Regions from separate parts of the Homo sapiens genome. Here region 2 is linked to region 1. A link is an interaction called in ENCODE POLR2A ChIA-PET data of the cell type or tissue named here. Cell type or tissue: OCI-LY7. All regions are shown on one strand. Links, peaks and the distances in the headings refer to the core of each region. The heading gives the core; the rest is flanking DNA.

Region 1 (16,489 bases), core at 3,700-11,699:
TGTCTTCAAAAAATAATAATCAACAAAGTGAGAAGACAAACTATGGAATGAGTGAAAATATTTGGAAATCATCTATCTGACAAGGGGTTAATATCCAAAATATATAAAGAACTCCTACAATTCAACAACAACAACAACACAGGACAAAGGACTCGAATAGACATGTCTCCAAAGATGATATACGAATGGGCAACAAACATATGAAAAGATGCTCAACATTCTTAATCATTAGAGAAATCAAAACCACAAAGGTAGGAGATATCACTTCACACCTATTAGCATGGCTGCTGTCCAAAATCAAAAAAAGAAAGAAAAAGTAAAAAATAACAGGAAATGACAAGTGTTGGTGAGGAGGTGGAGAAATTAGAAACTTGTACACTGTTGGTAGGAACGTAAAATGGTGTGGCCACCATGGAAAACAGTATGGCGATTCCTCAAAATATTCAACATAGAATTACCATAAAACTCAGCAGTTGCACTTCTGGGTATATATCCACAAGAATTCAAAGCAGGAACTTGGAGAGATATTTGCACCTATGTTCATCACAGCATAATTCACAGTAGCCAAGAGGTGGAAGCAACCCAATTGCCACTGATAAATGAGTAGATAAGAAAATGTGGAATATACATGCAATGGAATATTATTCAACCTTTAAAAAGAAGAAAACCCTGTCACATGCCACAGCATGCATGAAGCTTAAGGACATTATGCTAGACAAAATAAGCCTGTCACGAAAAGACAAATACCATATGATTCCACTCATATGAGGTATCTAAGTTAGCAAAACTCATAGAAACAGAAAGTAGAAAGGTGGTTGCAAGAGGCTAGGAAACGGGAGATGACAGAATGGTTGTTCAATGGGTATGGAGTTTTGCTTTTGCAAGATGAAAAATTCTAAGGATCTGTTGCACAATATATAATTAACACTACTGAACTATACAATTAACAATGGTTACAAGGGCTCGGCGCGGTGGCTCATACCTGTAATCCCAGCACTTTGGGAGGCTGAGGCAGGTGGATCACAAGGTCATGAGTTCAAGACCAGCCTGACCAACATGGTGAAACCCCATCTCTACTAAAAATACTAAAAAAAAAAAAATAGACAGACATGGTGGTGTGCGCCTATAATCCCAGCTACTCGGGAGGCTGAGACAGGAGAATTGCTTTAACCCGGGAGGCGGAGGTTGCAGTGAACCAAGAACACGCCACTGCACTCCAGCCTGGGGACAGAGCAAGATTCCATCTCAAAAAAAAAAAAAAAAAAAATGGTTACAAGGATAAATTTATGTTATGTGTTTATTACCACAATTAAACATTGAAAGAAAATCTCTTTATGTTAAAAATCTGATACTGTCTAACACTTCAACAGTTTCCCTTGTCCTGTCTGTCTTTTTTGCAGCCCAAAGAGCAAAGAACTTGGGGTTTCCCAGTTTTCTATTCTGCAATAATAAAACAAAACAAAAAACGGGTAAGCCAAAATAAAAACCATTTTTCCAACTGCTTTCTAAGGAAGAACTTTCTCAATTATAGAAAGTTCAGACATGACTATAAATCTAGACAAGCCGATACATAGATTGCTCTGATTAAGAGAGGAGAGCTTTAAAAGTGTGCGGGATGGGAAGTCCTTGGATACTAAGGAAAAGAGGTGCCAGGAGCCTGGGCCTCATGTGGGGTCAGGAGTGAGAAGGGTGCCCCAGGCCATTTGTGGGGACCAGGACACTTGGGGGATGACATACTCATTGGGAAGAAGTAACACTGCACTGGATGTCATGGAATGTGGGATGAAGGCCTCCTGCACTGCTCCTATACTGTCCTTAATAAAATTTACTTGCTCACTCATCTTTCAGCATGTCAGAACCTTTCTGTGAAAAGTGAAGAACTGCACCACACACTGGAAGGCACGGGGCTCAGGCAGATGCCCAGCCTAGCCCAGCAAACAGCACTGCTGCTATTCCCATCCGCCACCATATTCTCCAGAGCCCGCCCCTGACCCAGGTCTGTCCTCTGCCTTTCTCCCCTCTGCTCTGTAACCCATATGGCCACAGAAGTCTCCTTGCTCTCTGGCTTCTGACAGGGGCCAACTAATGTGAACTACTAGAAGGAAATGTGAGGACAGGAGAAGGGAGTGAGGCCAGGATATTCTTCAACGAAACCCTCCCTCCTTCTGCACCACAGTTCTGAAAGTGGCTGTATCTTCCTGTGAAAGATGGGCAGCCCCTCTTCTATGGCTCCATTTCTCATGGGGCTCCCATAACACTGCCTGCTGCCCTTGTCTCTTCAGGTCTAGGGACAGTCTAGGCTCCTCCAATGCTAGTCTCTGGGGGTCTCAGCATCCCTTGGGTCCCCTGAACCCTATGCACACCTCTTACAGTATCATTTTAAAATTATCTGCTGTTTCAGTGGAATTCAACTTCCTTCTGGGACCCTGAAACCTTCTTGTTTGTGGGGGACAAAAAGGAAAGAATTCAATTGAGAAGAATGTAAACTAGCCAAGCTTACCATGAGTTCTTAAGAGACGGTTGCACCCAAGCATGGTCATGATCAGCACCCGTCACTAACACAAGTGCAATAATAGGAACACTTGAATTACATAATCCCCTGCCCAGAAAGAGTCCAAGATACTGCTTGTGTTGGGATTTCCTGTGCTTAAAACACAGAGACAAAAGCAAAAACATCCACACTGCTTGATTGAGATACCAGTGTCCCCCAAGTCTTATAAGACCTTTCAGAGAAGCTCCTGGCAGGGCCACATGTTGGCAATGCTTTATTTCAGTGGTCCCCAAACTTTCTGGTACCAGGGACTGGTTTCATGGAAGACAATTTTTCCACGGATTGGGTAGTGGACGGCGATGGTTTCAGGATGATTGAAGTGCTTTACATTTATTGTGCGTTTTGTTTCTATTATTATTACGTTGTAATATTTAATGAAATAATTATACAACTCACTGTAATGTACAATCAGTGAGAGCCCTGAGCTTGTTTTCCTGCAGTTAGGCAGTCTCATCTGGGGGTGATGGGAGACAGTGACAGATCATCAGGTATTAGATTCTCATAAAGAGTGTGCAACCTAGATCCCTCGCATGCACAGTGCACAACAGGGTTTGAGCTCCGATGAGAATCTAATGCTGCCCTTGATCTGACAGGAGGTGAAGCTCAGGCGGTTATGGGAGCAATTGGGTGTGGCTGTAAATATAGATGAAGCTTCACTGGCTGGCTGCTCACCTCCTGCTGTGTAGCCCCAGTTCCTAATAATTCGTGGCCCAGGAGTTGGGGCCCCCTGCTCTATTTGACTCTTGGGGGGTGGGGAGGAGAAATCCCCTGGAGATACTAGAAGGACAGAAGGAGAGGGTAAATGAGCAAATAGTGAGAGGAAGGCAGCTAAGTTCTAGGCAATCACAGTGGGAAAGTTGAACACTTTTAATCACAGACTTCTTGCCAGAAACTGTTAGTTAAACTTCTGAGCTTTCAGGCTGAACTTGGAAATGACCATATTATCAGGGATAAGTTCTCAGCAATGTCATGGAGAAATCTGTTCAAAAGGTCTTTTCAGGGCCCTGCAGGGTTGCAAGTGTCTCTGAACAACTAGCAGGAGGAAAACAATAACCAATTCCCATTTCCCCACTCCCAGCCCATCGCTCAGACTCAGAGACCTCTGTTTTCTCAAGCCCTATCAAGGATTAGAGAGGTCCAGAGAAGGACAAGAAAATATCCAGGGGTTTCCAGTAGGAGAAAAGGCAATTTCAGAACATTCAGGGAAGGAGATTGTTTGAGCTAAAGAAAAAAAAATAAAATAAAAAATAAAAAATAAATAAATAAATAAATAAATAAATAAATAAATAAATGAAATTGAGAAATGTAACCAAAGGGTGGGATAAAATCCAAATTGGTAGCCAGAAAGTAGGTGAGCTGTGGAAATGAACAGAATCATGATGCGTAAGTATTAAAATGGACCCAAAGTGGCATAGTCACTTTGTCTCTGAAAGCCACTCCACTACGTCCCATTTTAGGCAGAGAGGTTAAAAAGAAAGTCTGGGGGTGGCTCTGTGCTTTGGAATTAAAACAGCATCTGCGATATTATTAGCTGGGCCAAGATATGCAGAAGCTATCAATCTTTCTGCTTGGGGGAATAATTGATTGCCAAAGCGGCCCAGACAAGCTGCTTCTCCCTCCCTGAGGTCTGGCCCTGAGTTCAGCACAATTAACTAAGTGCTTCTGTGCTGGAGAAGGCTGGGAGCACAGTTGGCTCCCTCTTAAGCATGAGGTGCTTAAGGAAGGAGAACTCGGCTTTATACCTGTCCCCAACTGGGACGAACACCATCCACTGATATTTCTTGTGAGTGGAAACACTGAGGGGTGGGACTGGGCTCTTCTTTAGGATTTGGGAGACTGGTGAAGCTTATAAGCACCTTCCCTGAACAATGTTTTTATGAATATAAAATAAATACTAAGGATAACAAAAGAATACAGCTAACAAGATATTTAAAAAAAAATTGGTGATGTACTGATAGTTGTGTGTCTTTATTAAACGTTAATAAGATATAGTGGTGGGTGCAATAACTTAGACTTATGGAAGTAATGAATATTTCAAAATATCTACAATAGCTGTGTGGTATGAAAATATCTGTATAATATGTGCTGAAACTGCTAATTCTTTTTTTTTTTTTTTTTTGAGATAGAGTCTCACTCAGCTGCCCAGGCTAGAGTACAGTGGTGCAATCTCTGCTCAGTGCAACCTCCGCCTCCCAGACTCAAGTGATTCTCCTGCCTCAGCCTCTCAAGTAGCTGGAATTACAGGCACGCATCTACCACACTCGGCTAACCTTTTGTATTTTTAGTAGAGATGGGGTTTTGCCAGGTTGGCCAAGCTGGTCTGGAATGCCTGACCTCAGGTGATCCACCCACCTCGGCCTAACAAAGTGCTGGGATTACAGGTGTGAGCCACTGTGCCCGGCCTGGAACTGTTTTATGGTGGGTTTCTCACCTACATTTATCACAGAAAGAAGTGCTAAGTTTCATTCGGATGTTCGTGAAAATAAATAATTTTTTAATCCAAGTTTATAGATCCCGGACTTCTCTCCATGTGCCTCAGGTTAAGCTTTAAAGGTGTGTGGGATGGGAATTCCTTGCATACTAAGGAAAAGAAGTGCCAGGAGCCTGGGCCTTGTGTGGGGTCAGGAGTGAGAAGGGTGCCCCAGGCCATTCTTGGGGCCCAGGATGCTTGGAGGGTAACACACTCATTGGAAAGAAGTAACACTGCACTGGAAGTAAATTGTAATTTAAAATGACAATGACCCTCTCCCATCAGAGTGAGCTCTACATGAAAATACACATTCACCTTTTTTAATTTAACTGGGCTAGCAGCAAATCCCTCAAACTGCTGGCCTTGAAAGTCCTGAAATCTGGAATGAAGGGAAAGAATTATAGACAGACAGTAACTCCTTTCAGCTCCAAATCCATCCAAATTAATTGTTGTTCATCCCTCTTCCCTGCTGCCACACAGAAACAGACTGCACCACTTCCCCCTCTTTTCCTTGGTTCTTCCTCATCCCATTAGCGTTCTCATATGGGGGTTTGGAATAGATGGCTACTGAGTCCATAGAGCTCACTAACTACGTTGTGAACAATCTAGGACTTTGGGATGGTTTTACTCAGTGACATGATCAGGTTTGTATTTCAGGACAATCACTCTGGCTTTAAGACAGAGAATATGACTCCAAGCCAACCACCATATACCATCTCAGGGCCAACATCCTTGTCCAAGTCACCACCCACTCTTGCCTGGGTTGTTGGAGTAGCTGGTTAACTGGTTCATCTTGTCCTTTCCTGCTGGCCAATTCTAGCCTGCACCTGCTTTTGTATGGTCTGTGAGCTAAAATAACTTGTGGAAATTTGTTTTCCCTCTTGTTATATAAATACCTTCATAATTAGTACCTCGATTTTGCTTCCTGGCCCACAAAGCCTAAAATATTTACTATCTGACCCTTTATAGAAAAAGTTCGCTAACCTCTGCCATGGCATATCAGTCCGATCCAGCCAGGAAACCAGGAACCGTTTGCTCCACTCACATGGGGGGAATTTTACTAGAGAATGGTTTAGCCAAGGGTTATAATAACTGAGGAGACAAACAGAACACAGTGAGGCAGCACAGAGATTAACAACTGCAGGAAGCTGCTACCATCCTGCAGTTGGAGGAATATGGGAGGATGTGGTGTAACTAATCAGGGCCAGGAAGCTGCAGGTGGCCAACAGAACTGAATGATATGCTGCTACGCAAGAGGTGCCACCCAGTGAAGTGGTGGGGGTGGGGGGGGCCTTAGGGGAGAAAATCCTGGGTCCTCACTTCCTCTGACCCCCAATTTCATAGCAATACTTCCTATCGGCTGAAGCTACCTGGAGAGTTATTGTCAAGGGGGCCTAGAAAATGTAGTTCTCTGAAATACAGAACACAGCAAGAGAAGGAGCAGGCAGGAAATTGATATTAGAACAAACAGGCAAATGGGCAGCTCACTTAAAAACTGAGGATAACACTTGGCTTTCAAATGTTCTCTAAGAGCTGGAGATGATTTAAGTAAGGGCTCTGTGTTTCATTCCTGGAGCAGAGCAGTTAATGTTATTATCCTCATTATTACTATTATTAGTTAACTTCTACCCTGCACTTGGGTTCCCTGTATTGAGTTGTCCAAGCTAAGCATGATGTTGTGGCAGAAGATGGAACTGTAATTGACCTGATTTACCCAGAAATTGTGAGGAATGGAATGAAACTGGACCACATTTATAACTTCCACACATATGGGGCTGGGCCCAGGAACGTGCACCAACCTCCATCTCCCATCCAATGAAATCATTTCACATCACTTATTACAGTCCAGAAGGATCGTGAGATTAGGAGTTTGCTGTTGCAAAATGCACTCAGAGATGCTTTGTGCTAGTGGGGACTTTTTTTTTCTAGAAGTGTGTTTGTATGTTGTTAGGAGAGACACACTTCTGTCCACCCATGCATGCTTCTTCCTTTTTTATAATTGTTTGCTGTGCCAACCTGTAAAACCACAAGCATAACAGCTTAGTTTAACAAGCTTCCTCTTTTAAATGCCAGCCAATGAAATCAATGATGGGTGTAATAAGATGAAGAATGTAGCCAGTAGGGAAAGTTTCTGCCATCTTAAATGTCATACACAGAGATGAAAAGATGCACAGACTGAACGTGCATCACCAGCTCAGGACGGCCACCCAAGAAGAACCTTGGGAACTGGTTTTTTGGTAAATTAACCCCTCTGATTACTCCTGGTTTAACTCCTTGCCATTTGAGCACTAAAACCCCAAGCCTAAAAGACTTTAGAAGTTTTAGGTTTACAGAGAAATATGTGTCTTCTTCAGCTGCCCCTAGAGGTTTATTTCACCTCACTCTGCCTCTCTCGACTTATCTGTTAGGGTTCAGGCATGGTGTGGATGGCAGCAACAAATAAATGCATGATTAGGTCTTACAGTCAGCCGCCCTCTGATTCTGCTTCTAATATACCCATTTCTGGGTTAAACTTGTAAGTATCATAATCAAAGCTATTTAAATTGAACCAAAGACTTCAACTGAGAATAACATTAATTCTTCCTACTCAGTTCTTATATTAATTTCCAGAACAGCCTTCTCCTGAATTCCTCAAGGGCTAGTTGGGCTTGGGATAGGCTTCTGGGGAGCTGAGGGTAGAAGGAAAAATGGTTCTTATCCTAAGCTAGTGTTACCCAAACTTCAATTATTCTCAAAAGTCTTCAAGATCATTGTTATATCCAAATGTCACTTCTACACTTATTTACTTCCCATTTTACTTTTAATTAACCCATATTTTTTATTTAAATTCATTGTTGTTGTTGTTGTTGTTGTTGACAGAGCCTCACTCTGTTGCCTGGCTGGAGTGCAGTGGTGCTATCTCGACTCACTGCAAGCTCCGCCTCCCAGATTCATGCCATTCTCCTGCCTCAGCCTCCCGAGTAGCTGGGACTGCAGGCACCCGCCACCACACCGGGCTAATTTTTGTATTTTTAGTAGAGACAGGATTTCACCATGTTGGCCAGGATGGTCTCGAGCTCTAGACCTTGTGATCTGCCCACGTCAGCCTCCCAAAGTGCTGGAATTACAGGTGTGAGCCATCGTACCTGGCCTTAAATTCGTTTTTAATGAAAACTTTCTATTAGTTCCATAAATGAAAAAGTGGTATCACTTGCCATAATAAAAGAGAACCATGAAAGAAAATGTGTTCTTATGTGGCCCTGGGATGTTATTGGTAGGCCCAAAATCTAAGGCCCACTCTCTACATTAGAAAGGAGAGAATTAGCAGGTGTCAAGAGAGCTGTTAAACACATGCTGGCACAAAAATGAAATCTTTTTTCTTGAAATATTCATAAGGGTCTATGGCCATACCACCCTGAAGGTACCCAATCTCGTCTGATCTCAGAAGTAAGCAGGGTTGGGCCTAGTTAGTACTTGGATGGGAAATAATCAGAAGGATCAAAAGATAAATGAAAAGGAGGCCATTTCCTTCTCTGTGTGATTCAGTGTTGTTCATTGTTGTGCCCATACACTACCTAAATCATAGTATGGGACACATGAACAGCTCTATCATTTGAAGGGCCCATTGCAAAATGAAAATGTGGGTCCTTGTTTAAAAAATTATTAATATACTCAAAAGAAGACACACAAATGGCAAACAGGCATATGAAAAGGTGCTTAACATCACTGATCATCAGAAAAATGCAAATCAAAACTACCATGAGATATCCTCTTACCCCAGTTTAAATGGCTTCTATCTAAAAGTCAGGCAATAACAAATGCTGGTGAGGATGTGGAAAGAGAACCCTCGTCCACGGTTGGTGGGAATATAAACTAGTACGATCACTATGGAGAACAGTTTGGAGGTTCCTCAAAAAACTAAAAATAGAGCTACCATATGATCCAGCAATCACACTGCTGGGCATATACCCAAAAGAAAGAAAATCAGTACATTGAAGAGATACTTGCACTCCCATGTTTGTTGCAGCACTGTTCATAATAGCCAAGATTTGGAAGCACCTAAGTGTCCATCAACAGAGGAATGGATAAAGAATATGTGATACCTATACACAATGGAGTACTATTTGGCCATAAAAAAAGAATCAGTTTGGGCGCAGTGGCTCACGCCTGTAATCCCAGCACTATGGGAGGCCAAGGTGGGCAGATCACAAGGTCAGGAAATCGAGACCGTCCTGGCCAACATGGTGAAACCCCATCTCTACTAAAAATACAAAAATTAGCCGGGTGTGGAGGTGCGTGCCTGTAATCCCAGCTACTCAGGATGCTGAGGCAGAAGAATCGCTTGAACGTGGGAGGCAGAGGTTGCAGCAAGCTGAGGTCACGCCACTGCACTCCAGCCTGGCAACAGAGCTAGATTCTGTCTCAAGAAAAAAAAAAAAAGAAAAAGAAAGAAAGAAAAGAAAAAAGAATCAGATTCAGGCATGTTCAATAACATGGATGGAACTGAAGGTCATTATGTTAAGTGAAATAAGCCAGGTGCAAAAAGACAAACATCACATGTTCTCACTTATTTGTAGGATCTAAAAATCAAAACAATTGAACTCATAGACGTAGATAGTAGAAGTATGTTTACCAGAGGCTAGAAAGAGTACTGGGGGCATGGCAGGGGACGTGCAGATGGTTAATGAGTACAAAAAAAACATAGAATGAATAAGACCTAGTATTTAATAGCACAACAGGCTGACTATATTTGACAATAATTTAATTGTACATTTTAAAATAACTAAAATAGTATAATTGGATTGTTATAACACAAAGGATAAATGCTGAGGAGATAGATACCCCAATATCCATGATGTGATTATTAAGCATTGCACGCCTATATCAAAAGAACTCATGTACTCCATAAATACATACACCTGCTATATACTCACAAAAAATTAAAAATAAATTTAAGAAAATTATTAATAGTTTCAAGACAGTAACAGAAGAGCAAGAACCCAAGCACTGAGCCCTTCTAAGTGTAGGACCTCACACCCATGAAGCCAGCTTTGATGGTGCATGCCCCATACTTTGTATATTACAGAGAAGGCAAGCATCCAAGGGAATGAGTACATGTGAACACCCTGTAGGAAACTTGAAGGGAAGTATGGAGGGCCATCAATGCTACCTGAGGCAGGAAACAAAGCCAAAGTATGGGACTAATAATTCTACGTCATACTGATGAGAAGAACCACAAGACAGTCAGGTCAGATACAATAATGAGGCATGTGGCTGGAACTATTGCCTGGAACTGTTTGTGATTTCGTTTTAGAAAACCAGTTTCCTGTTTTTTAAATAGTCAAAGTTAGAGTTGAAGAAGATGAAGGAGATAGTAATGTCATGACCTGATATATCTGGCAGCATCCTAGCAAGAAACATCCAGGGTGCTTAAAGATATAGCTGCAGAAAGTTTACTAAAGGGACAATACACAGAAAAGTGTAGGCAGGGTTACAAGCACCAAAAGGGACAATCACACAGAAGCACTAACAACAGCAGGAAGCTGTTACCAGCCCTAGACCTGAAGGGGCAAGGGGAGGCAGTGGTTATTGGAACTTAGAAAGGACTGAACTCCTGGGAGAGGGCAGGCTCACAGGAGCCAAGACCTTAGGGGAAGAAATGCAGTCACTGCCAAACCACAGCCCAGTAGGGAAGGGGCAGGAATAATAAATGCATCAACTTATTTATCTTCCCAGGACCTCCCATTGACAGAACCCAACCCAGAACAGGAGGGCAATAGATCCTGGATGACGCAGCCCAGAAGTCAGCCTCCTGGGGCACAGAGCAGGGAGGACAAGGAGGGAGATGGGCCTGGAGGGCACCTGGAAATTAATCAGCACATCTGGTGACATGTATCTGTGGAGGTGCTGGGGAGTGTGTGAGACTATTGGGGGTGAGGGTCAGGGGGCAGCGGTGGGGTCAGTGGGGGGTGGGGGGGAGGCGGGGCGGTATTTAAGAGAGTAGCTGATTGCACCCAGATTTTGGACTAGGCAAACTGGGTGAAAAATGACTCCATTCACTGAGCTGGGGAATTCAGAAGAGGAACATCTGGGGGAGGAGTTTTGGCTGTGCCATGTTTGGAGGCATAAAGGACATCCAGGGAACAGAGTAATCAGGACTGGCACTATAGAACTGGAGGTCATGGATCTGTAAGAGGCAGTTGAAGTCAGTGGGAAGACCAAGGACAAAGATCCAGCAACACCAACATGCAAAAGGAAATTGGGGGGAAACTAAGGAGTGGCCAGATGGGTAAGAAGAAACTGAAAAGAGTTGTTGGAGGGAGGGGGGGCAGGGTGGAAATATTCAGCCAAGATAATTTCCAGAGGGAGTGAGCCTTAAGTCATTGTACAAGAAGCCATTAAGTGGAATCCTGCATTGCATAGGTGTCTGGATAAGATGACCCCTTAGCCACGTCCCATCCCTGTGTTTCCACTATGATCAGAGATGAAGTAGAGCAGCAGTTCTCAGCTACCCCCTACCAAAGTTCCCAGTCTGCCCCAAAGACGGAAGGCAATGCCTCAAACACCACAATCCCCAACTTGGAGAAACCACCTCTGGCTTCCAACCCTCCTTGCCACCAATCTCTCAGTTTCTTCTGAAGCCAGCACAGAGGGATTAGCTGAGAAGGTTTGTGTTGAGGGGAATGGAGGCCCAAGAGAAAATAGGAGGAAATGAATCTCCCTTGGAATCCTTGAGGCAAATCAGGGCTAACACTCCAGCCACAAGCTGCAGTAAGTTTGGCCTGCTGGTCAGCTATGCAGGACAGATAGCAAAGAAGCCAACTCCTCTTGTCAGCCCCGAGCAGATGCCGAAGTTCTTCTGCAGACCCAGCTCTCTGCTACCTGCCAGTCCACGCTGCTGTCCCTCTCCACCCTTGTACTACCCTCTTCAGCCACACAACCAAATTCTGTGATTTCCTCTCTCCAGGGCATGTTTGCCCTCATCTGACTTGATGTTGAGGGTGTAGTCCCATGAGAAACTAAAGGGAAATAAGGTTAGAGAGAGCTTCCTCTGACCCTCCGCCCTCACCCCACCCCTCACGGCCAGGACAGCCCCATGCCCAGGTGTCACACAGAGGCCCCCCTCCAGCTCCCCTGCATGCCCTCGGTCTCTTTTTCAGGGAAAGCCATGGTTGAGCTGACAATCCTGCCTCTGAAAAGCCTTAAGTGCTTCCTAGAAGATGCATCTGACTTTCACCAACACTAGTGGCTAGCACTTCCGCTTCCACAACCCTGTTGCCTCTCCAGGAAAAGCCTCTTTAACCAAGACCGCCTTAAGCCACTAGCCGAATGAGGCCAGTTCCTCTCAGCTACTTCTCATTTGCCTTCTGCCTGCCCTGTCAATGGCATTTGCCAGTGCTCAGTTAATGTTTCTGGAACTCTGGAACTACAGTTTTCTTATTCACTGAGGTAGCCAAACTAGAGTGCTTCCCAAAAGCGCTTCTTCTGACTCTCTACTAAAACTGTCTTTAATCGTCTTGCCTGAAAGTCATGGTACAATACCAGATGCTTCAGGGAGAAATGACTCATAACCCCTTCCCTTAAGAAGCTCATAGTCTTGGGGGAGAGACAGGGAAGTGCGCAGTAACTCCATTAGAAGTTATATGAGGAAGTATGAAAAGATTACAGAGGAGGAAGCCATTAAATCCAACTAGAAACTGTTATTTCAATAACAGCTACATTTAATACTGAAATCCTGCTATTATGCACCAGACTATGTATTAGCTAACTCTTACACCCCATGATGTAGCCAGTCTTATTAGCCTCGTTGTATACATAAGGGAGACAAAGAAAGGAAACTTACCAAAGGCTACAGGACACCAAGTAAATGACACTGGATGCAGACAAACCCCTCCCACTCCAAAACCTGTGTTTATTACCATAGTAGACAGTAACTGGACCAACACTGGCATTTACTGAACACTAGACACTGCCCCATGCATTTAACACACATAAAATTTGGCCAGGTGCGGTGGCTCACGCCTGTAGTCCCAGCACTTTGGGAGGCCAAGGCGGGCGGATCACGAGGTCAGGAGATCGAGACCATCCTGGCTAACATGGGGAAACCCGTCTCTACTAAAAATACAAAAAATTAGCCGGGCTTGGTGGCGGGTGCCTGTAGTCCCAGCTGCTCCGGAGGCTGAGGCAGGAGAATGGCCTGAACCCGAGAGGCGGAGCTTGCAGTGAGCCGAGATCGCGCCACTGCACTCCAACCTGAGAGACAGAGCGAGACTCCATCTCAACAACAACAACAACAAAAATACACAGTGAAGAAGGTATTACTTCAATTCTCCTTTTGCAAATAAGACACTGAGGTTCAGAGAAGTTATGTAACTTGTTCAAGATCTCACAGAAGCCAGAATTCAAATGCAGACCATAATTACCACACAATTTGGCCACCCTGTTTAGAAGACATAACGTGTGAATGACACCATAAAGGCTGTTAGAAAAGAAATATGTTTTCTTAGTTTGAGTTCCTCCCAATAGCATGACCTGAGACAAGAATCTAGATGCAGGTAGGTTATTTCTAAGGTGATCCCAAGGAGCAAAGAATGGGGTACAGCAACAGAAAAAAAAAAAGACAAAATAAAGGTTTATTGTGGGGGTTGCCACTGTGCTCTCACAAGGAGAGGTGAAAGAGCATTTCCCCAGAGTTCTTCTGCCCCCTCTCCAATGATGTATGGGTCTTCTGAGCTCCCTCAGGCATCCCTGGTATCAGGGAATCCCTGGGACAGAAAGCAGAAATATAAGATATGTGCTGGAAGCCAGACACTCTGGGCAGGAAGCACAAAGCTGGGCTCTGAACTGTGCACCCCAGCCACAGCTAAAGTCAGAGGTGATGTGGCAAGCATAAGAGTCTAGCTCCCAGCTGTACCTGCCTCACAAGGGGGCAATGCAGTGGGAGGGGACACTTCACACGCAGCAGGCGGCAGGACTAGGGCAGGAGCGTGAGAGCCATGCATGTTCTACCATGCACTTATGAAACGTTCCATTGCTCCTCTACTGTATCCCCAGCAACCTCCACCGCACTGGGTTTACAACTCTCCTCTTGAAATTATAGAAATAAACTCTCGGTCAGTGCAGTAAGCTGAAGTGAAGCAACCCTTGATTCCAGAGGCCAGAGGCAGCTTCCCCTTTCTTCTATCCAACCATGAAAAAGCAGTCCTCTGCCTTGTGCAGTGGTATTGCTGGCTCTCAGTCACTAGTATTTTCTGAGGCTAGCAGTATAGAATTGCAGTTGAATGCTTGAACTCTGTGTGTCCTTGGGCAAGTTATTAACCTCTCTGAACCTCAGTTTGTTTCATCTCTAAAGAAAGACACAGATACTTACCTAGTAGAGTTGGGTGAGGATTAGATGATATTCTGGCTGTGATGCATTTAGCACAGTACGTGGGGTATAGTGAGCATTTAATCAAGAATTGTTGTGCATATTTTAACATTTCTGAGTCAATTCACTTCAGCATCAAAGGGGAGAACTAGAGGCAGTTACTTATCATTTAAAGAAAGAGGATAATATAATGCAGACAGTGCTAGACTTGCTGGGTGAAAGATTTCATTTTCCAGCTTTAGGATCTTAGGGCCAGTAATCTCTCTGAATTTGGGTTTTTCTATCATAAGTGGAGATAACCATTTTTTTCTACCTCAAAACATTGTTGAGGCTCAATGGTGATCACAAATGTAAAATGCTTGTAAACCCTAATGTGATATAAAAATGTTATTATTGTGATTATCATAATGATAAGAATCAAAGCTTCACTCTCCCCAGCACAAGTATATACTCGCTCTGTGAGACTGACTGCTCCTCAGTTGCTGGAACAAGAGCAAGGCATTTTCACCCTAAGGTCACTGCCATTGGAGGGAGTGTGTGATTAATATCAGAGACACTCTGTAACAGCTGCTCAGGGTGAGCCACTCATACCATCAGTGTCAAGGGCTGGGCTGCTAATTTATTTATGTATGAAGATGACAACCAGGGAAAGCAATTAGGACTTGGGCATCTGTTGTGATCCTCTCTCGCTGGACCTGTGGCAGTGGGGCACCACAAAAACCTTAACAACAGTTGCTAACTGCTAAGTACCATCCTTCTGCATTGGCTCAGGATCACTGACTCTTTATTTGCCAAACAAGTCATATTTGTGCTCCAATCCCTTGTCTGTTCCCTTCCTTGAGCCAACCCAAATTACAGGACAAGTGGCAGGAGTGCCGAAGGGAAATGGGCTTGGAGGCAAAGATGTGTGTTGGGTGATGGGGGCTGGGAGATTCTAAAGTATTTTCAGAGTTCTTTACTGCTATCAATTAAATGAATCCCTGCAACAGCCCTGGAAAGTAGGTCAATATTATTATAGCTGCATCATGGATGAGAAAACAGGCTTAAGAAGAATGGGTTGCCCAAGGCTCAGCCACCCATCAGAGGAGCTGAAGCAGAATTAGATGGACAAATTCCTGACACTGAATCCTTGGCCAAGTGTCTGCTTACTTAGCATGCAGCAGGTGATCAATAAATGGTAGACTCCTTACTGACTTGACTCACTGAGTCTTAAAATGATGTATTAATCCCCTCCTGGGCACAGTGGCAGATTCTAGACCCAATTCAGATCCTAAAGCCAGAGGAGCTTTTAAACACAGGTCCTAAAACCCGCATAATTCAAGAAGTATCTTTGGAGGCACCCCAACTGAAAGAGAGTTGAAGAGGTAGCTTGGTCTTCATAGAGCACGTTGCTTGGGCTGCCCAAAATCTGAAAACGGTTCTTACCAGAAGGCAGAGAAGTTGGCAGGGGTTCCCTTCCCTTTCCCCCACCTTTATAACCCTATGGAAGCCAAATTTGGTTCCATTTCACATCTCAGAGGAAGTTAGAGATTGTATGTGGTGCAGGGAGGGCAAGATCTGGGGTGGGGTGCACCATGGAGATGCCAGTGGCCACAGGCGTTACGCCTGGAGATATGATTCCCATGAGACTGTTCCCAACGCACATCTTTGGCTTTTTTACTTCCCTTGTCTCCCCAAAGTCTGTGCTCCAGTTTTCCAATCGATTCCAATAAACTCTTTCTGCCTTAAATTAACTGGACTCTCTTTCTGTTGTTTGCAACCCCGAATAGTACAGTTTCTGACCTAGAAATGTAAGTGCTTGCCAAGAGGGATTAAAATTGCCAGCTTCAGATTTCTGTACATTGCTGGTAAGAAGGTAAACAGGCACAACACCCATGCAGGGCAATTTGGTAATAGCTATCATGGATCCTTTGACCCAGCTCTCCGCTGTGGGGAATTTATCCTACATATACACTTGCACAATTGCAAAAGGACTTACATGCAAAGTCATTATGCGCTTCTGTGCCTATGCACCGAATCATTCACTATAGCGGTATTCGTAATAGCAAAACACTTGAAAGGCTCCAAAGGTCTATCAAGAGAGGACTGATTAGGTAAATTATGGCATATATACCTGATGGAA
Region 2 (12,244 bases), core at 1-8,000, 730 kb after region 1:
TTTCCAAATGTTCCAGGTAAGAGGGACAACAGAGCACATAAAAATGATGGCCTTTTGGCCGGGCATGGTGGCTCACCCCTGTAATCCCAGCATTTTGGGAGGCCGAGGCAGCTGGATCACCTGAGGTCAGGAATTCAAGACCAGCCTGGCCAACATGGCGAAACCCTGTCTCTACTAAAAATACAAAACAAAAAAAAATTAGCTGGGCTTGGTGGCGGGCACCTGTATTCCCAGCCACTCAGGAGACTGAGGCAGGAGAATCACCTGAACCTGGGAGGTGGAGGTTGCACTGAGCCGAGATTGCGCCATTGCACTCCAACCTGGGCGACAAGAGCGAAACTCCGTCTCAAAAAAAAAAAGGGGGCCTTTCATGGACCCTGGCCTTGCTCCCTAGAGTAGGATTTGGGATACAGCATGTCAATCTTGGATGCTGCTTGGTGAAGGAATGATCTCATTCAAAAGCCACATTGGGCCGGGTGTGGTGGCTCAAGCCTGTAATCTCAGTACTTTGGGAGCCTGAGGTGGGCAGATTGCTTGAGTCCAGAAGTTCAAGACCAGCCTGGGCAACATGGTGAAACCCCATCTCTATAAAAAATACAAAAAAGTTATCTGGATGTGGTGGTACACACCTGTGGTCCCAGCTATTCAGGAAACTGAAGTGGGAGGATCACCTGAGCCCGGGAGGCAGAGGGTGCAGTGGGCCAAGACTGTGCCACTGCACTCCAGCCTGGGCGACAGAGTGAGGCCCTGTCTCAAAAAATAAAAAATAAATAAAAATAAATAAAATCATGTTGGCATGGTGATCCAGGGATGTACAAAGGCAGAACTTTTTGTTTTTTTAACTATCACAACTGACACATAAATATTTTTGTTCTTTCCAAAGAAATAACCACAGAGACTCCTGACTTATTGTCATTACCCACAACCTTTGACTCAGTTACGATAAATCCATCTCCCCTGAGCACAGTTATGAGATCTGGAAACAGCTGAAAGCAACCCAGAGCCACAGTGGCAGCTGAGGCAAGGGAACTGCACTGGCGAACACCATTTTTAGTCAAAAATGAGAAAAGACTATGAAGCAGGCAGACCTCTACTCTACTGTGGCTTATAACTTATTCTGAAGGCAATTCCAGAAAAGGAGCCTTGAAATATTTTGAGCAATGGCAGCACTGTTGTGAAAAAGAACCTTGCCATTCGTGGAGATATGTACTTGGAGATTCCTGGGGTTTTTTGTTGTTATTGGTTTGTTTTTGTTTGTTTGTTTTGGTTTGTTTGTTTTTTGAGGAGTCTTGCTCTGTCGCCCTGGCTGGAGTGCAGTGGTGCAATCTCGGCTCACTGCAACCTCCGTCTCCGGGGTTCAAGCAATTCTCCTGCCTCAGCCTCCTAAATAGCTGGGATTACAGGCACATGCCACCACGCCTGACTAATTTTTGTATTTTTAGTAGAGGGGGGGTTTCACCATGTTGGCCAGGCTGATCTTAAACCCCTGACCTCGTGATCTGCCCACCTCAGCCTCCCAAAGTGCTAGGATTACAGGCGTGAGCCACCGCACCCGGCCAGATTCCTGTTTTTAAAAATGCATCTTTAAAGTCACATTGTATAGAGTGACACTGAAGTATGGTCATTTGTTTCTTGGTTTATTGTGTGTGCACCAGCTAAGAAGGAAGAAAAAAATTAAACGTGTGCTATGTCTTAGCCTTTGTAGCCATTTGCAAGGAGGGGTGCAGTAACTCTCGGGCCACCAGAATACCCTTGTGACCACAATGTTAACTTAGAGCTAAAGCGTGACTTTGCCACTAAACATCTTTCAGCCCCTGAATAGCCAATTACCTGATTTACTTTAGCTCTGGCCTGATTTCTACTAATATTTAGGGCTGAAGTAAATAATGAGTGAAGTATTACTCTTGCAATTGAAAAAAGTTAAAAATGCACAAAATGACAGTACACCTCACAAATTAGTCCTTAAAAATATCTTCTCTGACAAATCTAGTTTGTATGTTTTAGGCCTCACTAGATCCAATGTAGTAACAACTGTCAGATATATGGTGTGTTATGCTTTTTAATAATATCAACTGGTATTGCGCACATCAGGACTTCACAGAGGTACATATGCAGGAGGACAAGACTCAAAAGAAATGCACAAAAATCAGTAACAGTTGTATTAGGATGGGAGGACAAGGGCCCATTTTTTTCCCAAAAAAAGTCTTTATATTTGTTATGTCAACTTTTCAATAACACAAAGCATCTTTCTCACCATGGATGCTACATTTCAACTGAGATGTTTATGTTCTGAATACTGGATTCTTCTCTCTCTCACACAAGAGCCAAGGGTGTTTCGGCTTTGTGTTCCAAAAGCCTCTAAACTAGAGAACAGGCCTTTGAGCCAAATCCAGCCCACCACTTATTTTAGCAAATAAGGTTTTATTGGAACAGAGCCATGTCTATTTGTTTACATATTGCCTAGGGCTGCTTTTATGCTGCCATGGCAGAGTTGAATTATTTACTATCTGACTCTTTACAAAAAAACCTTTCTAACCCCTGTACTAAACCAAAGAGTAAGCACTCCAGCACATGGGAAACTCATTAATGCACCATGGAAGAGACTCCCAAAGGTCAAATGTCATCTCTAAAGGGTCAGGGCCCTAGAAGACACTTCCAGTAATTGTGATCCAAAGTAGCAGTTCAAGAGTGGAGACGCACGCAATGGAATCACACATGCTGCATTTGCCAACAAGCCAAGGTCCAGGCAAGAACAACTCTCAATTAAAGAGTGCTCTGTCCTAAAGAAATGCTACGAGATATCGGCTCACAGAGAAAAGTCTCAAATTTTTAATGCAGTCTAATCAAATTTAGCCAGGTCCCTTCCTGAATTTACAAGTCCACCTTCTCTTTTTGCAGCACTATAAACAGTGTACTATCTACTGATAGATCAGAAGCAGTCCTAAAGGCCAGTTCTGTATTCATAACCTGGAAAATAAAATAAAAGCAACTTTGTCTACTGAAAACTACTGTTAAACCCAGTCTTTTTGCTATATATCAGAGGAAATTAGCATGAGACTCAGAGATAAGATATCCCAAACACAATCTGTTAATACCCCAGGATCACTGGGTTCAAGGAAGAGCTCTCTGCACATTTTGAAGTTTTCGCCATCACTCAAAGCAGCTAATACATAAGCCAGAACATCAGATGAGTCTCAGGGCATCAGCTAGATAATGAGAAGCCAGCGGGTATTCTTTGCTATATAACAAAACACAAGGCAAAAAGACCATTTTTAGCATCACCTTTCTGGAGTTTTTCCAAAACTGACTGAGAAGCATATTCTGTTTCTTGTTCTAACTCAGCGACAAACTCCGTGTGTAACTTTGAATTAAATGTCATCTATTTGAGGCAGTTTCCTCACCTGTAAAACAGAACTTGGGCAAGTTCACCTGAGCACCTTCAAGCCTCAGAATAATGCTCCATGAAAGAAAATGTTAGCCTCCCTCTCCCCTTGACTAGGTTATTTTGGTTTATTGTGAAAAACACTTGCAGAAAAAGGATACAGGAAAAATGCCAAAATTATTCCTGGATTGTGACGTGGCCACTGTGCTACTTAAAATCAGGTTCTCTCAAATGCAGAAAATGAAAGTTGCCTATCAGTGAAGAAAAACAAAACTCTCCCTCTTAGGTCTGATGTACTCCATGGAAAAATGTCCTTCCAAACTCCCTGAGGCAGGGAAGACTATCTTAGCACTTTGCTGAGTGCTTAAGAAATTACGTACCGAAAAACTTCCCTGATCTTGAAGCAGCTCACAGTCTGGGAATCTGGCAGATAGGGAGTCTCAGAGATCGCTTCTGAACTTTTACCAGCCTCCCAAAACAGCACCTCATCCCTGGGCCCCTGGGTGCCAAAGGAATCCTTCAAAATAAGGCTGGATCCAGCCACACTCCGCTTGTCACTCAGACCCTCAGCTTCCCTCACCACGTTCAGTAATACAATGTGAAATGAAACAAACCAGAACCCTGCATTCAGGGTATTCACATTCACAATAACAAGGGCATTTGCATCAATTAGGATTATAAACAGACTGTGGAAATGAGATGCAATAGGGGAACCAGTTTAAATATTTTGTTGTCTGGCCAAATTCCTTATTCAGATCCAATTGACCTAAATGAGAAAGCAAGGCTAAAATGGACACCAGAAGGTTGCAAGCTAGTTTACATAACACAGGCCCTCCCCAGCTTAAACTATCCATTTCCAAGTAAAAATGGAAGTTAACCCTTTCTCCTCTACGTCTCTCTCTTCACAAGCTCAGAAACCAGAAGAGCATCTCTGAACCTTCCCCACTCTGGAAACTGTTGCAAGAGACTGTGCAACCCACTTCTCCCTCAAGGCCATCAGCCATGTGCCATCTGTGCCCCTACCCCACCCTACAAATGCTCACCACCAGGAGAGAATTACCAGCACTCTCTCTTACAGAAAAACCATCCTCTTTATCCTCTTTAATCCTTATTCCTCCTTTAAAAGGGAAAATAGATTACAAGGTCTAAAAACCTGACCTACAAAGGGTTAAAACCAAACTGCTTGAACCTCAAAGCTGCCCAAAAAATGGTGTAAACCACCTAGCAGCTCACAAATTCCCCAAGGGACCTCCTTCTGTCAATGTTTAACCAAGAAGCTACAGCCTTTTTTTTTTTTTTTTTTTTTTTAACTTGCCAGAGCCATTCTACATCAAATATTCTTCATGTGCAACCCACTCCATAAAGAATGAAGCTATTCTATAACAAATCAAGTTCTGAAGCTCTCCAAACCCACTCTTTGGCTCAACAATCAAATATGGAGCACCACCTAAGCAAACACGAGCCCTGTACTGTCCTTGTGGGTGAGGCTAGATCACGAGTCACCAAACAAGAATGTGGTGGTAGAACCTAAATTTGAGGGATCTGCAGTGCCCAGGAAGCCAGGGAAGGCTTCAGGAGAAAAGTGAGCTCCCAGGGCTCGGAAAGCTAGCGTCTCTGATTTTATTTTAGTAGACAGATACTATTTTTAAAATGTAAAGTATCATTAAAAAGGCTGTGCATGTGTTGGAGTAGGGGAGACATGGGAACTCTATATTTCCAATTTTGCTGGGAGCCTAAAACTGCTCTATTTAGAGAGTGTGTGTGTTAATAATGTTAATAATGCTAATAATGCTGGGAGGGGGCTGGGCTAATTATTGGTGTCTTTTGACATTTGTATTTTATTTATTTATTTTTTAGAGACAGGGTCTCACTCTATTTCCTAGGCTGGAGTGCAGTGGTGCAATCATAGCTCACTGCAGCCTTGAACTCCTGGGCTCAAGCCATCCTCCCATCTCAGCCTCCTGAGTATTAAATTTCATTTTAAATGGCATATATTCTAGTGTATAATTATAATCTTTACAGAAATTAATTAATGTACACCAGCAGATGTTCCTGTTATATTTCTAAAGGTTCCCTTTCAAGATAATTGCTATTAATTACATTTAAATAAGTTCTCTAATTTTGGCATCACCAGTTTTGTTTTGGTTTTTTTTTTTTTAAGAGTTTTTTTTGGCAGAGGGGAGGGTTGCTTTTTTTTATTTTTATTTTTTGAGACGGAGTCTCGCTCTGTCGCCCAGGCTGGAGTGCAGTGGTGTGATCTCAGCTCACTGCAACCTCTGCCTCCTAGGCTCAAGCAATTCACCTGCCTCAGCCTCCTGGGTAGCTGGGATTACAGATGCCCACCACCACGCCCAGCTAATTTTTTTGTATTTTTAGTAGAGATGGGGTTTCATCACGTTGGCCAGGCTGGTCTTGAACTCCTGACCTCAGGTGATCTGCCCACCTTGGCCTCCCAAAATGCTGGGATTACAGGTGGGAGCCACCGCGCCTGGCCGGCATCACCAATTTTGGATTCGAGGTCCTGTAGCCTACTATTAACACAGATAACAACTATAATTCTGTTGAATAAATGATTTTCTAAGCAAATAACAACAATAAAGTTATTTCATGGGTATAGTTTCAATTTGGGATGATAAAAAAGTACCGGACATGAAAAGTGGTATTGGTTTCACAACAGTATGAATATACTTATGCCACCAAACTGTACACTTACAAATGGTTAAAATGGTAAACTATATGTTCTACATATTATAAAAGTAATGAAACACTATTTTTTTTTTTGAGATTTCACCATCTTTAAATGGGAACCAGCACAGGAGAAGTGCCATAAATACTCTGCCTGATTCCAGGGGGCTTTTACCCGCAAGAAATGTACAGTTAGGGTTTCAATCGCTCCCATTACACTAAGTTGTAACGCAAGCTCCCTGAGACAAAACTTTTCCATTTGGCTGTTTTCACAAAGACCACAGGAGCACATAAAGTCTTGTCTAGGGGAGCAAATCCAAATCACTTGGGTGCAAGGTAAATGCACAAATGGGAAAAGCCAATGCCAAAATCACTGCTGCTTTGATAGCATTCACTAAACAAATATTGAGTACCTACTATGCGCCAGGCACTGTGCCAGAACTTAGGTCTAATGCCTGATCTCCTGGATCTTGCAATACAATGACTTGCTTTCAATCAAAAGACTTCACTTTTGTGGCAATTTCAAATAATATTACAGGAAGTGGTGTGACTCCTGTTTCTCAAAGGAGCCATGTGTTTCCTTGTTTTCTGTTTTTTTAAATGTGTACTTTGAAATGACTCAAACTTACCAAAGAGTTGCAAGAATATGACAAAGAACTCCTCTATCTCCCTTCACACAGATTCAAAAATTATTGATGTTTGCGTACATCTGCTTTATCATGCTCTCTAGCCATCTCTCCCCTCCCTTCTCTCCCTTCCCCGTCCTTCCTTCCTTTCCTCCCCTCCACCCACATCCATCCATCTCCCTCCCTTTCCCATCCCCTTCTCCTTATATAAAGTGTTTCCTCAACCATCTGAGAATGAGTTGTAGACATCTCCCTTTATTCTTAAATATTTCATATTTATGTATTTATGTATTTTCCAAGAACAAGGACATTTTCTTATAGAACCATATGATGATCAAGTTCTCACAGTTTAACACTGATTAAATACTATTACTTAATACTTAAATGCTGCCAGTTCTTCAAATGATGACAGCAGGAGTGATGCACAGATTCTAAAACAATGATTTGAAGGCTCACTCTTCAAACACCAAATGGACTAAAGAGACAACCTGTAGAGACACACCCACCCAAAGAGGCGCCTGGCTTGCTCCCTTGCTATCCATAGGACATTTCGTAGAGGACTCCAGGCAGAAGAAAATTCTCATTAAAATTCCTTCCCTTATTACTTAATGAAGCTCCCTAACTGGAACAAATCACATTTAACCTGATTTCTCCAAGATATGACTTAGTCCTATCTAATTTTGTTCCATAGTCATGAAATCTCTGGATAAAAATGCTTTCTTGTAACAAAATTCAGCAGCATCACCTTCCACACCCTCCCAATTAGATTTTTTTTTTTTAATCTCAAGGTCCTGGGCTCAAGCCATCCTCCCACCTCAGCCTCCCGAGTAGCTGGGACTAATGACATGCATGACCACACCTGGCCCCAATTAGAAATTGTTCTAATCTCAGTAGCCCTCCTGCTCAGCATCTTCCATTCAAAGCAATATTTCCAAAGCACATCCAAACCAAGAGGGAATGTCTTGGGAGACACAGGTAAATCTCCCTATTGAGATGGAGGTGGATGAACCTGGGTTGTCTAATGATTCCTTCAATATAGCTGTCAGATGTTTCTCCAATGATTCCATCTACCCAGCACTCTTTTTTTGTTGTTCATTGTTTGATACAGGGTCTCACACTGTCACCTAGGCTGGAGTACAGTGCCTTAATCTAGACTCACTGCAACCTCTGCCTCCCAAGTTCAAGCAATTCTCCTGCCTCAGGCTCCCGACTAACTGGGACTACAGGTGTGCACCACCACACCTGGCTAATTTTTGTACTTATGGTACAGACAGGGTTTAGCCAGGTTGCCCAGATTAGTCTCAAACTCCTGGCCTCAAGTGATCTGCCCGCCTCGGCCTCCCATAGTGATGGGATTACAGGCGTCAGCCATGGCACCTGCCCTACCCAGCACTCTTAATGGGTAAGCAGTGGTCTCAGAACCTCTTTCATCAGCATCCATCCACTCATTAGAACCAATATGTATTTCCTTAGATCAATCTTCACTTGACGAGGTAAATAACATCTTTACATTAAGTCTGAGTTGGAGTCAATTAAATTGTCTGAAAAAGCATCTCCAAGTAGTCCTGAAGCTGATTTTTAGGTATTTACCTAAAATAATGATAGGTGTGCCTCATAAAATGAAATAAACAACACCCTGGCCTGAAATACTTGTGTGCTTTCAAACAATGAACAAACATCAAGTTCTCATGGCTCATCATTTAACTGACTTCATGTAGCAATACTCAGGAAAATTAAATGTAAAAGTAAGTTAGTCTGTAAAAGAACACACAAATTCAGGGGAAAATCTGAATATGAATGGCTTATGAGCAGAGGGTGTACTTTCTTTCCAGACCACAGCTCCAAAATTATCAAATAAAAATTTTTAAAGTCAGTCATGATATAGAACTGAACATTATCAACTGAATCAAACTGACATTTATAGCACAATTCATCCAATGACAACCAAATACATATTCTTTCAAGTATACATGGAACAATCATCAAGATAGAACATATTCAATGTCATAAAACAACCCTTAAAAAATGTAGGCCAGGCGGCCGGGGCGCACTTTGGGAGGCCAAGGTGGGCGGATCACGAGGTCAGGAGATTGTGACCATCCTGGCTAACATGGTGAAATCCCGTCTCTACTAAAAATACAAAAAAATTAGCCGGGCGTGGTGGTGGGCACCTGTAGTCCCAGCTACTCGGGAAGCTAAGGCAGGAGAATGGCGTGAACCCAGGAGGCAGAGCTTGCAGGGAGCTGAGATCGCACTACTGCACTCCAGCCTGGGTGACAGAGCAAGACTCCATCTCAAAAAATATATATATTATGTATAATATATAATATAAAATATATATTATATATAATAGATAATATATAATATATATTATATAATATATAATTTATATAATATATATTATATATTATCTATTTTATATAATATATAAAATAGATAATATATAAACTATTATATTATATAAATTATATATTATATATTATATAAATTATATATTATATAATATATTATATAAATTATATATTATATAATATATTATATAAATTATATATTATATAATATATTATATAAATTATATATTATATATTATATATTTTATATAATATATATTATATAAAATATATAATATATTATATAAAATATATAATATAATATATATTATCTATTTATATAATATATATTATATTAAAAGATAATATATATTATATAAATAGATAAGATATATTATCTATTTATATAATATATATTATATAAATATATAATATATATTATATAAAAAGATAATATATAATACATATTATATAAAATAGATAACATATATTATATATTATATAAAATAGATAATATATAATATATATTATATAAAATAGATAATATATATTATATATTATATAAAATAGATAATATATATTATATAAAATATAATATATATATATATAGGCCAGGCTCAGTCGCTCATGCCTGTAATCCCAGCACTTTGGGAGGCCAAGGTGGGAGGATTGCTTGAGGTCAGGAGTTTGAGACCAGCCTGAACAACATAGCAAGACCCCATCTCTACTACAACAACAACAACAAAATTATGTGTGTGTGTGTGTGTGTGTGTGTGTGTGTGTGTGTGTGTATTCACACTTCTAAATAATTCATGGGACGAAAATAAAGTCTCAAGATAAATTACAAAATGGTTAAGCTGAACTAAAATAGAAATACAACATATCAAAATGTGTGAGTGCAACTAAAGCAATGGTTAGAGGGAAATTTATAGCACTAAATGTTTACATTAGAAAAGAAATGATAATTTAATAATTTAAGCATCTGCCTTAGGAAACTAAAAAACTATATATAAAGTGAAAAAATAAAAAATATTAGAATAGAAATCAATTAAATTGAAAACAGAGAAAGAATAAAGATCATAAATGAAACAAAAAGTTGATTCTTAGAAAAGATCAATAAATTGACTGACCTCTAGCAAAACTGATAAAAACAAAAAGAAACACGAACAAGTTACCAATATCAGGGAGAAGAAAAAGGGGCCTCATGAACATTAAAAAGATAATAAGGGAATACTAGAAGCAACTCTACATACCTAAATTCAACAACTTATAAAAAATGGATCACTTCTTTAAAAAGCATGAACCACTCTCAGAAGAAAACTCTCACAACCATAAGAAAACAAACAACCTGATTGAAATCCAATTTAAAAATGGGCAAAAGACTTAGCTAAAGCTAACCTTACTAAACACGATATCTGGATGGGAAATAAGCACATGAAAAGCTGTTCAGTGTCATTAGCTATCAGCCAATTACAAATGAAAACCATGACACACATTTACTAAAATGCCTAAAATTAAAAATATCATAATACCAAGCGCTGACAAGGATGTGGAACTGGAACTTTCATGTGAGTATGAGCAAGTTCATGGACAATCTCTGAGGGGATTTTTTTTTTTTAATAAATGGTTAAAACACATTTTACTACACAAATAACAAAGATTTAAGCTGTTACTTCTGAGCATAAATAACATGTTCCATGAGATAATGCAAGACAAACCAAATCAATCTTGCACATCAAAACCAAGGTCAGGAAAAAAAAAATCCCATTCCCTCACTGAGACATCTTTCCAGCTCTGGACAGGAATGCAGAGAGCTCATGCCACTCCAGGTTTTTTGTTTGATTGTTTTCTGTTTGTAATTTTTTGTAGAGTCTCACCGTTGCAGGGAGCTTGCCATTGCCAGGGCTGGTCTCAAACTCTTGGCCTCAAGCGATCCTCCTGCCCTGGCCTGTAGTAGCCCCAGCCACTTGGGAGGCTGAGGCAGGAGGATCGCTTGAACCCAGGAGGTTGAGGCTACAATGAGCTGTGATTGCACCACTGCACTCCAGCGTGGACAACAGAGCAACACCCTGTCTCAAAAAAATGAAAAAAAAAAGTTGCTTATAAATGGTAATTCATTATAATTTTCCTATGTTGGAGTAATGAGGAAACAAGCAATGTTTCCCACTTCATCTCATTTATAAATGAAAGAGACAGTTGACATTTATATTACGATGAAACAACTTAATAGGGAAAGGATAAAAACAGTGAAAGGATAAAAACAAATCTCCCAAACCTTTGGTTTAATGGTCCTTTCATAAGCTGCAAATATGCTGGCTTTACCTATTTGCTCACAGGCACTCACACACTCAGGCAATTTCATTGTAGTTAATCTCTGGAATTGCCTAACAATCATTTTTATCACACCTGGGCATCTTCTAAACCAGTCTGGATGAAGCTTCAAGAATGGATGCTTCAGTGGCCACATTAGAAGACTAGAATTAAGGCAAATTGGATAATGTTTATTAGATATATGCTCTATTCGGTGATTAAGTATATAGTGCACACCCCAAGGTTTTTGTTTTGAATAGGTCAAGTGAATTTTTGTTAATCTTTCAATATAATTTCAAATTTACAGAGAAGTTACACAAATAATACAAATAAGTATTTACTATTAAAGAACTATTAACATTTTACCACAGTTGCTTTATTATTTTTTCTTTCTGTGTGTATTTCTTTCTGTAAATAGCCAACATAATGCCCCTTTACCCTTAAATACTTCAGTGCGTAAATGTTAAAATAAATACTTGACATGGATACAGTACTATTATCAAATCTGTAGACTTTATACAAATGTTGTCAATCATGTCATTTATAGAAAAAAAAATCGGATCACAAGTTACATGCAGTTGTTACACAAAAGAATTCAAAGTCTTAAACTAAGAAAGGAAGCAAAAACAAAAAAGGAAACAAAACAAAAATATCAAAAATACCAATAACACTACAATGCTGGAAAGGAAAAGGAAGCAAGCCTTCAGATAAACAGAAATTCAGACCATTCCATGACATGAATCACTGCAATTTAGTTTCATCCAAGTTAGGTCATGCTTTGCTTCTATTTTGAAGGGGAAAAAAAAAAAAAAAACACTTTACCCAGACTTAAACTTGATTTCCCAGATACAAGTTTGGTCTACTTTCTTTGATACAAAGATTTTCTGAAGCATACCTTTACGTTCAACCCA

The links. Peaks named below come from ENCODE experiments on the same cell type or tissue, not always from the same donor. Only the 100,000 strongest peaks of a DNase experiment are listed, where the experiment ranks them.
Region 2: POLR2A ChIA-PET joins it to region 1 with 13 read pairs; 3 of 35 experiments call an interaction of 5 or more read pairs at or near these places.

Annotation. Positions count from the first base shown.
Region 1 is chr3:31,220,318-31,236,806 of GRCh38, forward strand. It overlaps the pseudogene RNA5SP127. Among named protein-coding and RNA genes, the nearest start is that of MIR466, 67 kb to the left of the region's middle. RefSeq lists an enhancer at 6,865-6,954. In OCI-LY7, for the core only: a CTCF peak has its summit at 7,386; DNase peaks (open chromatin) are centred at 5,784, 6,224 and 7,084; H3K4me3 peaks cover 2,952 bases; H3K27ac peaks cover 5,885 bases.
Region 2 is chr3:31,956,381-31,968,624 of GRCh38, forward strand. All of the region lies in intron 1 of OSBPL10 (oxysterol binding protein like 10), which reads right to left. Among named protein-coding and RNA genes, the nearest start is that of OSBPL10, 19 kb to the right of the region's middle. In OCI-LY7, for the core only: no CTCF peak of the experiment used is centred there; DNase peaks (open chromatin) are centred at 3,185, 4,291 and 4,611; H3K4me3 peaks cover 4,780 bases; H3K27ac peaks cover 7,464 bases.